Regions from separate parts of the Homo sapiens genome. Here region 2 is linked to region 1. Evidence: read pairs that join two places in POLR2A ChIA-PET (ENCODE). Cell type or tissue: PC-9. All regions are shown on one strand. Each heading gives the region's core, and the rest is flanking DNA. Links, peaks and the distances in the headings are about the cores only.

What was found. Peaks named below come from ENCODE experiments on the same cell type or tissue, not always from the same donor. Only the 100,000 strongest peaks of a DNase experiment are listed, where the experiment ranks them.
Region 2: POLR2A ChIA-PET joins it to region 1 with 31 read pairs; 6 of 35 experiments call an interaction of 5 or more read pairs at or near these places.

What each region holds. Positions count from the first base shown.
Region 1 is chr3:58,057,740-58,063,117 of GRCh38, reverse strand. All of the region lies in intron 1 of FLNB (filamin B), which reads right to left. Among named protein-coding and RNA genes, the nearest start is that of FLNB, 52 kb to the right of the region's middle. In PC-9, for the core only: no CTCF peak of the experiment used is centred there; a DNase peak (open chromatin) is centred at 2,177; H3K27ac peaks cover 4,002 bases.
Region 2 is chr3:58,134,794-58,140,171 of GRCh38, reverse strand. It overlaps FLNB (filamin B), which reads right to left. Exons shown (of 46, transcript NM_001457.4): 28 at 4,004-4,193; 29 at 1,643-1,890. Among named protein-coding and RNA genes, the nearest start is that of FLNB-AS1, 33 kb to the left of the region's middle. In PC-9, for the core only: a CTCF peak has its summit at 4,207; no DNase peak of the experiment used is centred there.

The DNA.
Region 1 (5,378 bases), core at 162-5,161:
CGACTTGGCAAGCTGTGTGACCATGAGTGGGTCGATTCCCTGTGCTCAGTGTCCTCACCTGCAAAATGAGAGTCGTAACTCCCTCGCCTCATCAGGCTGCGGTGATACGATGGAGTAAAGCAAGCAAGCAGCACTGCCTGACGACTGTCCCATCAAATTCACGGGGGCTACTACAACCACTGTTATTACTACCATAGTATTATAACACACACAAGTTTGGGAGCTAAGGGTGCCTCCCCGTTGGCATTGTGAAAAGGATTCAAGCCATTCAATTCTGGTTCAAGACTGCTCAGAGCCGAATGCCCTAGAATTCCGCCTTCTAGCACAGATGAGCATTCCATCTGCTAATGACCACAAGAGCTGGGTCCCTAATGGGACACAGCATTAAGGCTGATAGAATCAAGATGTTTCTTGCTCGGTGAGCTGCTGAATGAACTGGCAGTGTGCTCTAGTCTGCAGGCCACCCCAACTCCTCCCACAGATTCCGGGGCAGTCTGCAGGGGCCAGGCTGGGGCCACTGCTGATAGAAAATTAAACACAAGGTCCGTAAATTCAATTTGAAGTTCCCTAACATGATTTCTTTTTCTAATGGGAGGTGGGGGAGGTTTTGATATTAAAGTGATCTTTAGCCATTAAAGCAGTTCATTACAAGACAACTGGTGGGGGGAGGGAGGGAGAACTGAAAACAAATGCCTCCCTGACAGTAAGTGGTTAAATAAACTTTACATTCAAGCAAGAGGAAAACAGGGTGCTGTGAAAAGAATAAGAAATGTTTGTTTGTTCCAATATGAATAGGCTTCTATGATGTATTAAGGGAAGGGGATAATTTGTAGAAAAGTATGAATTGTACAATCCTGTTTTTCAGAAGTCATGACTGCATCTGAACAGAAAGATCTGGAAGCATAAACACCAAACTGTCCTCACTGGCTCCTTCTAGGAAGAAAACTAAGAAGCTGATGGTGGAAGATGGGCTTTCATTTTATTGTTGTTATTTATTCTGCATTGCTTGATTTTTTATTTTTATTTTTTAATGGAGTCTCGCTCTGTCACCCAGGCTGGAGTGCAGTGGCATGATTTCGGCTTACTGCAACCTCCGCCTCCCAGGTTCAAGCGATTCTCCCACCTCAGCCTCCCAAGTAGCTGGGATTACAGGCGCCCCCCATCATGCCCAGCTAATTTTTGTGTTTTTCTAGAGACAGGGTTTCACCATGTTGGCCAGGCTGGTCTTGAACTCCTGATCTCAGGTGATCTGCCCACCTTGGCCTCCCAAAGTGCTGGGATTACAGGCATGAGCCACCACACCCAGCCCCCCCAAAAATTTAATTTTTAAAATTTAAACTACATATGTTACTTTTTTTTTTTTTTTTGGAGGCCAGGGGGAGACAGGGTCTCACTCTGTCACCTAGGCTGGAGTGCAGTGGTGCAATCACGGCTCACTGCAACCTCGACCTCTGAGGATCAGGCTCCCGACTCAGCTTCCTGAGTATCTGGGACATTTGGGTCCCAAGTAGCTGGGACAGTCACCACCATGCCTGGCTAATTTTCGTAATTTTTGTAGAGACAGGATTTCGCCAGGTTTCCCAGGCTTGTCTTAAACTCCCGGGCTCAAGCAATCCTCCCATCTCGGTCTCCCAAAGTGCTGGGATCACAGGAATGAGCCACCATGCCCTACCCATCTGTTACTTTTATAATAAATCTTGACATACATCATCAAAAAAAGAAACATAGTACAATACATATGAAGAACTCTTCATCTTAACAAAATTGCTTGTCAGGATCTATAGGTACTAACGTGGGAAAATCAACAGGTATTATGAAATGATAAAAGCAATGTGTATGACAGGTTCAAATTTGAGTACAGGGTACTACAGAAGTAATATAATTGAATTCATCTATGTACAGACTGTCTCTTGACAAGACAAAAAACTGTTCCCAGACCATGCAGTTGCTTCTGGAAAGAGCAGCAAGGAATAGAGGTGAGGTGGGGTGGTAGGGCAATGGCCTTTCACCTGTTTGTTTAAATCGCTAGTGCAATGTTACCTATCAGCAAAGGAATACCTGGAGACTCTGTGGGTTTGCCTGATTGTCTTTCTGATGCTCCTTGGCTCAGCTTTCTCAGTGGCCATCCAAATGCCTTCCATTCCTCACCAGACACACCCGTCCTGGACAAGCAATCTCCCAGCCTCAGGAGATGGACTTTGCCATTTCCAAACAGCTTGCCAGAGGAGTCGATGTTGAAGATTACATTGCAAAAGATGGAGTCATTTGGTTGCCTTTGGGCATGTTTTTCTTTTCTTTTCTTTTCTTTTCTTTCTTTCTTTTTTTTTTTTTTTTTTTTTTTTTTTTTTGAGACAAGGTCTTGCTCTGTTGCCCAGGCTGGCCTCAAGCAATCCTCCTGCCCCAGCCTCACAAGTAGCTGGGACTACAGGGGTGTGTGCCACCACGCCCAGCTAATTTTTTGGGTCAGCCAGGCACAGTAGCTCACGCCTATAATCCTAGCACTTTGGGAGGCCAAGGTGGATGGGTCACCTGTGATCAGGAGTTCGAGACCAGCCTGGCCAACATGACAAAACCCCATCTCTACTAAAAGCACAAAAATTAGCTGGGCACAATGGCACACGCCTGTAATCCCAGCTACTTGGGAGGCTGAGGCAGGAGAATCACTTGAACCTGGGGGTGAAGGTTGCAGTGAGCTGAGATTGCGCCACTGCACTCCAGTCTGGGCAACAGAGCGAGACTCCATCTCAAAAAAAAAAAAAAAAAAAGAGAGACAGGGTCTCACCATGTTGCCCAGGCTGATCTCAAACTCCCGGGCTCAAACAATGCTCCCGCCTCTGCCTTCCAAAGTGCTGGAATTACAGGCATGAGCCACCACACCCAGCCTTGGGCATGTTTTTCAAGCCACCAAAAAACAAAAACAAAAAACACCCACCTTCCTAACTCCCTTGCGCCCCCGTTCACTTGCACCCTAGGAGAGCTTGTCCATTATGCAGAGGTCCGACCTCCCAGTGAGAGGTGAAACCTGAGGGCTTGGCCCTGTGCAGTTACCCCCCTGAATCCTTACAGCTGCTTTATGAGGAACTGCTGTTGGCTCCATTTTCCAGATTAAGAAAAATAATGAATAGGTCAATTAAACCCAAAGTCAGAGTTGATAAGCAGCAGAGCAGGAATTTGAACCCAGGCCATGACTCCAGAATCCACTGTTGGCTATTTCACCCTGGAGACCCAAACGGGAGTACACAGGAAGATGCCCAAACAAGGACATGATGGTGTTACAAAAGCTTTAAAAACTCAGAACCAAGTAGGGGGAAAATGCTGAGGGTTACATCATCCTCCTAAAAGAGATTTATCAGTGTGCCCCTGAACTCTGGCCCGTGATAAACGGTCGTGGCAGTAAGATAAACAGAACAAGTACACAGCAGATCGGCTTTGCTGCTAAAGGGGGAACACATTCTAACATTCCTGAGGCGCACTGTCCAAGGGCAGGCCAGGCAAGAAACACACGATAAATATCCAAGGCATCACCCCATCCACCAGCTGCTGCCGTGGCTGGAGACGCAGTCCACAGTCAGGGCTCTTTATGACCAGCTCATCTAAACAGTCTGCACCTTAGTCAGAAGCTGCTTCCCGGCTCAACAAGAACCCCAGCTGCAGTGTCTACATCTCAGAGCAGCTCTGCCTGAACCTAGCTCTGAAAAGCTAGGTCCAGCATCCCCCTAGACCACACTCACAGACAAGGCTCTCTCCTCTTACCACCTGGCCTATTTACTAAAGTTTTTCCTTCACTCATGTTTTCTTTTTTCCTTAGCTTAAGTAATTATGTCCTGGAAATCACAGGTTTGATACATTAGTTGCATTTTATAAACACATGAAAAACACATGTTAGAATTTTTAAATGTGTAACATGAGTATCATCTTCAGTACCACCTCTTAGAAAAGACTACCAGATGTTAGCTGGTTTTTCCAGAAAAGGGGGTTTCAGTGGCCAAACAACTGGGGGCACACTAGACTAAACAATTTTTTAACTGCTGCAGGACTTCTCAGAGCCTTTAACATGCCAACGTACATTGACAATCTCAAAGAGAGGGCTACAGTGTCACAGGGAATTTGCCAACACTATTGGACTAGCGGATGTTTAAAAATTTTATCTCCAAAGAGACTAATGTTCTCCAGAAGATAGTTTGGGTAAGTCCACTTTAAACTGCTCTTCAGATCCTCTATGAACAAGTCTCCCAAACATTCCCAGAGGCTGGGAGGTTACATTCTATAAAACTGGCAGGAGTGAGGATGAGACACAGGCAATAAACACACAGAAAGAAAGGAAGACAGGAAATAAGGAATTGGAGCTTTCTCTAATCTACAACTTTCTGTGGCAGTGATTAAGAAATGAGAATCTCGCTATTTGGATTCAAGAAGTTTTGCAGATAAAGGACAATAAAAAGCAGTTTTCAAAACGCTGTCCCTAATTAAGGATGCTAAAGGGAAGCACACCCTTTTGCACAATCCTTAGCCAGTGTTTATGAAATTCAGGCGACAACCAACTCACTTAAAAACCACATTAAGGAACATCTTATTGTTCCAGTGCAAACTGTAATTCTTAAACAACAGGCGATGATTTTGAGGAATTTGGGCGAAAACCAGCTTCTCCTCCTTTCTAGGTTTCCTTTAGAGCAATATGTTGTCTGTGACGAAGATTTAGACAAGTAGGAAGATGCAGGGATGGAGCCCCATAATTTGGCCCACTGCTTACATCAGTAGAAAGAGAGGGAGTCGTCCTGATGTGGGCAACTGGAACATCAAATTATGTGAAAGGGGGAAACCTTCAGAACCTCCAGCCAACTGCCGCTTCACTCTAAACTTCCTACACAGGAGAGGAAAGATAACTTAGTAAAAGTTAGTAAAAACTATTTCTGTAATAACTAAAACACATCCAAGTAGCATCCCTAATGCTACTGAAAGATAAAACGCTCACATGCACAATAATAGCAATGAGCCACGAAGCTTGAGTGCTAAAAAAATCCACTCAACTGGCCAGGCACAGTGGCTCACCCCTGTAATGCCAGCACTTTAGGAGGCCAAGGCAGGCGGATCACCTGAGGTCGGGAGTTCGAGACCAGCCTGACCAATATGGTGAAACCCCCAACTCTTAAAAATACAAAATTAGCCCGGCGTGGTGGCGCATGCCTGTAATCCCAGCTACTCGGGAGGCTGAGGTAGGAGAATCGCTTGAACCTGGGAGGCGGAGGTTGTGGTGAGCTGAGACTGTTCCACTGCACTCCAGCCTGAGCAACAAGAGCAAAACTCTGTCTCAAAAAAAAATCCACTCGACTTACATGTGGTATTAGATCCAAATCTGAGATTCCATCGACTATAATGTA
Region 2 (5,378 bases), core at 74-5,073, 77 kb before region 1:
TATAGAGGGAAGCAGGGAATCTACCCAACCAAAGCCAATGAACAGTCAGTCAGTCCATCTAGTTAAGGTTCTCTCCCTGGAATGAGAGAATAAAGACCCAAACCAGGTACTGTAGGTGATCGTCCCTTTCTGCCTTCAGCAGTGGTCAGGGGGCAGTGGGTAAACACAAAGTATTCTTGCTTTGTGTGTATTCAGGGGCTAGAAGACACTTATTACTGAGTTTGGAAGCCTCCACTTCTGCAAAAAGGGTCCTCAATTTTTTTACTCTGACTTTCTCACGTAGACCTTCCCAATATGGTCTTCTCTTACCCCCAAATCATTGCACCAGCAGGCCCATGACCACTGCTCAGTGCTTGGCTGCTCTTCCCTCCTTCCACCTAATTCTAACCAACCAGATAAAACCCACTATGGGCTAAAAACAGATTCTGAAAACTACAACTGGTACCCTTCTCTGTGAATAAGGACATCAACTTCCCAGCTGTATTTCTTTCTTCCTACAGGAGAAAAACACTCTTAAATGAACAATGTCAAAAGTTGACAAGTGTTTACATTTACATACTTGAGACATAAAAGAGCCTCCAGATCTCTGGCATGCTGTTTACAGATAAACAGACGTCGATGGAAGGGAATAATACTACAACAGAGTATAGACTGTTCGGAAGAAAGTCCCTGAGCTTTGGAGTTTGGAATGGAGTCTTCATGCACCTCTCCATTGCTGCACAAAATGAAATAATTAGAAGGTGCTTTGTCGGCTGTGCACAAGGCCAGGTCATTAAGGGCCTATAAACCTTGTGGTCAAGTGCGGCTGCTGACCACAGTATCAAAGGACACCAGTGAGGATGACAGCATGGTATTTGGTGTCTGTCTAGACCAAGCATGCTTCATTTGTAAAAAAGCCAACGATGCTTGGTTTTGAGGGTTCAATGAGGTAATGTCCCCAAGGTTTCTAACCCTTTTCCTGGTTGAAGAATATTCAGAAGAAGATCTATTATGTAATAATAAAAATAAATAAACAGAGGAAGATCTATAAGTAACTCACAACTGAAAATGAAAGACCTTGGTCATTCACTAACCCAGGTGTTTGCATAATGGTTTCCTCCTTTTATTCCAGATGTTCCTAGCTGCAAAAGACGAGGTATTTCCCCCTCATACATAAAGTGTGAATCTTTCCAAAACACAAGTGGAGGTACTTTGAGTCCTGGGATTTCAGAGTCAAGTCTCCAAACAAAACAGCATCAGGAAGCTCTCTCCTCCAGCCATGGAGAATGGCCATGAAGATGGAAGAAGGAAGAGCTGGCCGGTTAAAAACCTGTCATGTTTTATGTAGAAACATTTTCATAAAGGTGTGTTTTTCTGAGGAGTTATCTTTCAAAATGCCTGGGCTTAGGCCAGGATATTGCCCAAGTCCCTTATTATGATAGACACCTTGGTGGCCAGTAAGATTCCCTAAAAACCCTTACAGCCAAAGGGTCTCTGAGTTTCTAGAGATTACTCTGGGACTCTACAAGGTCATGACTGCTTAACAAATTTTTTTCCAAAGGAAAAAAAAGGTGAAGAGGATATCCTAGTCAGGGTTCAACAAACGGCAGCTGTTACAGTTTCCACCAATAACAGCATGCTCGGGAGAAGGAATTTTCCTTACCATGACAGTGAAGGGGCTGTTAGGAATATCAACACCACCGAAGCGCACATAGATCACATATGTGCCCGGCTTGGCAGCTGTGTAGAAGATGTCATAGGTTCCATCTTCATTCTCAATGACATCGGCCTCGGCCTCAGTGCCATCTGGGGTCAGAACCGTGCAGGTCACTTTACCCTTCCCGGCAGTCTTGGCATCAACCACAAAGCCTACTTCTTCGCCAGTTTTCACAGTGGAGGCGATTCCAGGACCTGGAGAAGAGTTCAGGGGAAGAGAATGGAAGTATGGACACACATCCTGGAGGCCCAAGAACAAATCATACCCATCCATGTTGTCTGTGCCTGTAAATGTTAGGCCTCCAACTGCTGCCATTCAGAGGGATATCCCAAAGATCCCCTGATCAGGTGTTGCTCAAAGGGTTACGTCATCAATTACTTACTAAATAAGGAGCATCTGTAAGCTCTGAGTGTTGACTAAAGGTTAGCCTGGGTTTGCCAGCATTTAAAGGTATGGCAATGAAGGTTGACTTTCAATAGCAAACATATTGGGCATTTTCTTAAGTGCCAGGTACACATAAAGGTGGGCAAGACACAGTCCCTGCTCTCAAGATGTTAACAGGGCCAGGCACCAAGAACGACATTTCCAACTGCAGTGGAAATGCTGAAGAGGAACTAAGTTACAGAAAAAATAACAAACTGTTCCTCAGAGAAGTGTCTGGCAGCATATCTAGGCAAAGGTTCTAAGAATTTATATCCCAGGGTTGCCGCACTGACAAAGGGCTTCCTAAAGAAAGGAAACATGGCTGAACCCTGAAGGATGGGTGCTGTTAGCTAAGGGAGACTTGCAACCTCTCCCCAGTGACCAGTCTCTCTCTTGATTTCTGGCGCCCCTTTACACAGGATCCACATATCAGGAAATGCAGAAAAGCATGAACTAAAAGCACATTGGTAGATATGAGCCAAGTGCGTAGGAGTAATAGGGAGGGTGGCAAGAACAGTTTGTTCAGGGAGGAGTGGAAGAGAAGACTGGAGTCAATCTGTGGAAGACCCTGAATGACAGACCCAGAGGTGTGGCCAAAAGGCAAGTATTCAGCTCAGGCTTCTGCCCAAGCTGGGGGAGGAAATAGGGCCTGCAAGGCAAGGGGGAAGTCCCCATCCAACGTTAACATGCCATCAATTAGTAAAGATGATCTGGTTGTCGCTGGCAGCTGCATAGACCTAGGAGGTGGTGGATTGGCCTGCATTCCAAAATTTTTCCATTTTTTGCCATGGGTGAGCCAAAAAGGGCCACGCTGAGCAATTCACAACCTTGCCGTGAAAGCCCAGATTTTCTCCATTCAAAAAAAGATGGGCTAAGAGAGAAACAGAACACATCAAGGGTGGTCCTGTGTTTAGTCTTCTTATTTAAAAAGAAGTAAATCTGTCTCATTTTAGAGATGGGGATTCGTGTTTTAAAATCTGCTTGAGCAGCAGCACTGAGCTGCCCAAGGGCTGTTCTTAAAAACTGAAAGGCCGGCCAGGCGTGGTGCTCACACCTGTAATCCCAGCACTTTGGGAGGCTGAGGAGGGCAGATCACTTGAGGCCAGGAGTTCGAGACCAGCCTGGCCAATTATGGTGAAACCCTGAATCCACTAAAAATACAAAACTTAGCCGGGCATGGTCGTGGGCACCTGTGGTCCCAGCTACTCAGGAGGCTGAGGCTGCAGTGAGCTGAGATTGCGTCACTGCACTCCAGCCTGGGCAACAGAGCAAGACTCCATCTCAAAAAAAAAAAAAAAAAAAAAAAGAATGGCCTGTGACAGTCAATAGTTGTGTCTTAGAAACTGAAGGAAAAAGGAGGGGAAAAAAAAAGAAAGAAACCAAAGAAACTGTGATGCTCAAATATTCATGGAGAATTCCTGAGAGGTTTACATATGCATGATGAAAAAAACCTAGATCCTTAAATGTGTTTCTCTAATGCTGACCTGAAATGCTCTTGAATGAATCCTGAGTAACTATCTACTCATAAAAGGCAGAAATGTGCTGCTTTTCATGGGAGCCGCCATCAGAGTTGGGTTCTCAACATTTCAAAAGCATATAATAATAGTTATCATGTACCTAGCACTGTGCTAAGCATTTTTCATGCCTGACCTCATCTAATCTTTGCAGTAACCCTGTAAAACAGTCTCTGTTCCTTAGAAGAGCTTCTTGGATCTAAATGTTCTCCAAATAAAAACAAAGAGCTTCAATCTATGTCAAACTGAAGTTCAGTGAGGTTGAGCAACGTGCCCAGATCATGTAGCTTGTAAGTCACAGAGAAGGGCTACGGCCCGGCTTTCTGATTGCAAAGCCTGTGCCCCTGACCTTGAGATGCCCTGTACTCACCCGTGGCCAGGCACTTGCTGGCATCACCCGTCTGTGTGGCTCGGATGCGATAAGGAGAAAGTGGGATGTCGTCACCCCCGTAGGTGACTCCAATCATATAGCGCCCAGTCTTGTCGGGGATGTAGGTGACAGCATACGTGCCATCTTTATTGTCATGGACAATGGCTCTTTTGGGTTTTCCTTCTTGGTCCTGTGGATCATAGAGAAATGCTATTTAGGATGTTGTCAAGATGTAGAAAACATTCATGGAAAACCCTGACATATTTTCCAATTAGTGCCTCTAGTGGAAACAGACAGAATTGATGGCTTAATACAATCTAGTTTTGTTTTGTTTTTTGGTAGGGAGAGTAGAGGGTCACAGATCCCTTTAACACCATGACAGACATGGCCAATTTTTAGTAATTTTGTTGTCAGGTGAACCAAGAGTGTTTTAGCTCGAAATCCTCTGAAATGTAGGGAGGGGAGGAGGCAGAGGCTTCTGCTCACACACCACCACATCCAGTCTCCCTTTTCTCTTTATTAACAGGACCATAACTCTTAGCTAGGTGCACCGCTCCCAGAAGATGGGAATCCACTTCCTAGCATCCTTGCCACTAGGTAATGTGAATTGTGACCAACCCCCAACAAATCAGAAGGGAATGGAAGTCTATGATGGACTTTTGGCAGGGCTGCTTAAGAGAGCCCACTGAGCTGGGAGGACCCCTTTTTCCCTTCTTTCTTCCTCCTTCTGGCCTGCCATGTGGATGTGATGGCCAGAGCACTGGCAGCCTTATGGTCCAGGAGGAGACCTTAAGGACAGAAGCCACATGCTAGGTAGAGGAGCAGAGAGATGGAGCTGACTTCCTTGGTGAGCTGCAGGGCACCCAGGTGGCTTAGCCTGGGGTTCCTTAACAAGAGAGAATAATCTCATTTATTTCAGCCACTCTTATTTTAAGGTTTACTGTGATATGCAGCATAACTTAGTCTTAAATGAACCAAAGAGTAATTTAAAACATTTAAAAATAAAAACATAGGGGACGGGCACAGTGTCTCATGTCTGCAATCCCAGCACTTTGGGAGGTTGAGGCAGGCAGACTGCTTGAACCCAAGAGAGTTCAAGACCAGATTGGGCAACATGGTGAAACCCCATCTTTAAAAAAAATAAAAATAAAAACATAGGAATAGATGTAGTAAAAAAACATGAAAATTCACCAAAAAGTGGTTCTTGGAGCTACACCCTCAAATCTCTCAGGTGAGCTGCTTCTGCTTCTGCACATTTACTGACTCTTTGGTGGGAAAATCTAACAAACAACTTGCATTGAGTCAGAAATCGGTTATTGAAACCCTTGTTCTTAAATCTGGCCCAGAAATTAAGTCTTAGGATTAAGGTTTGGCT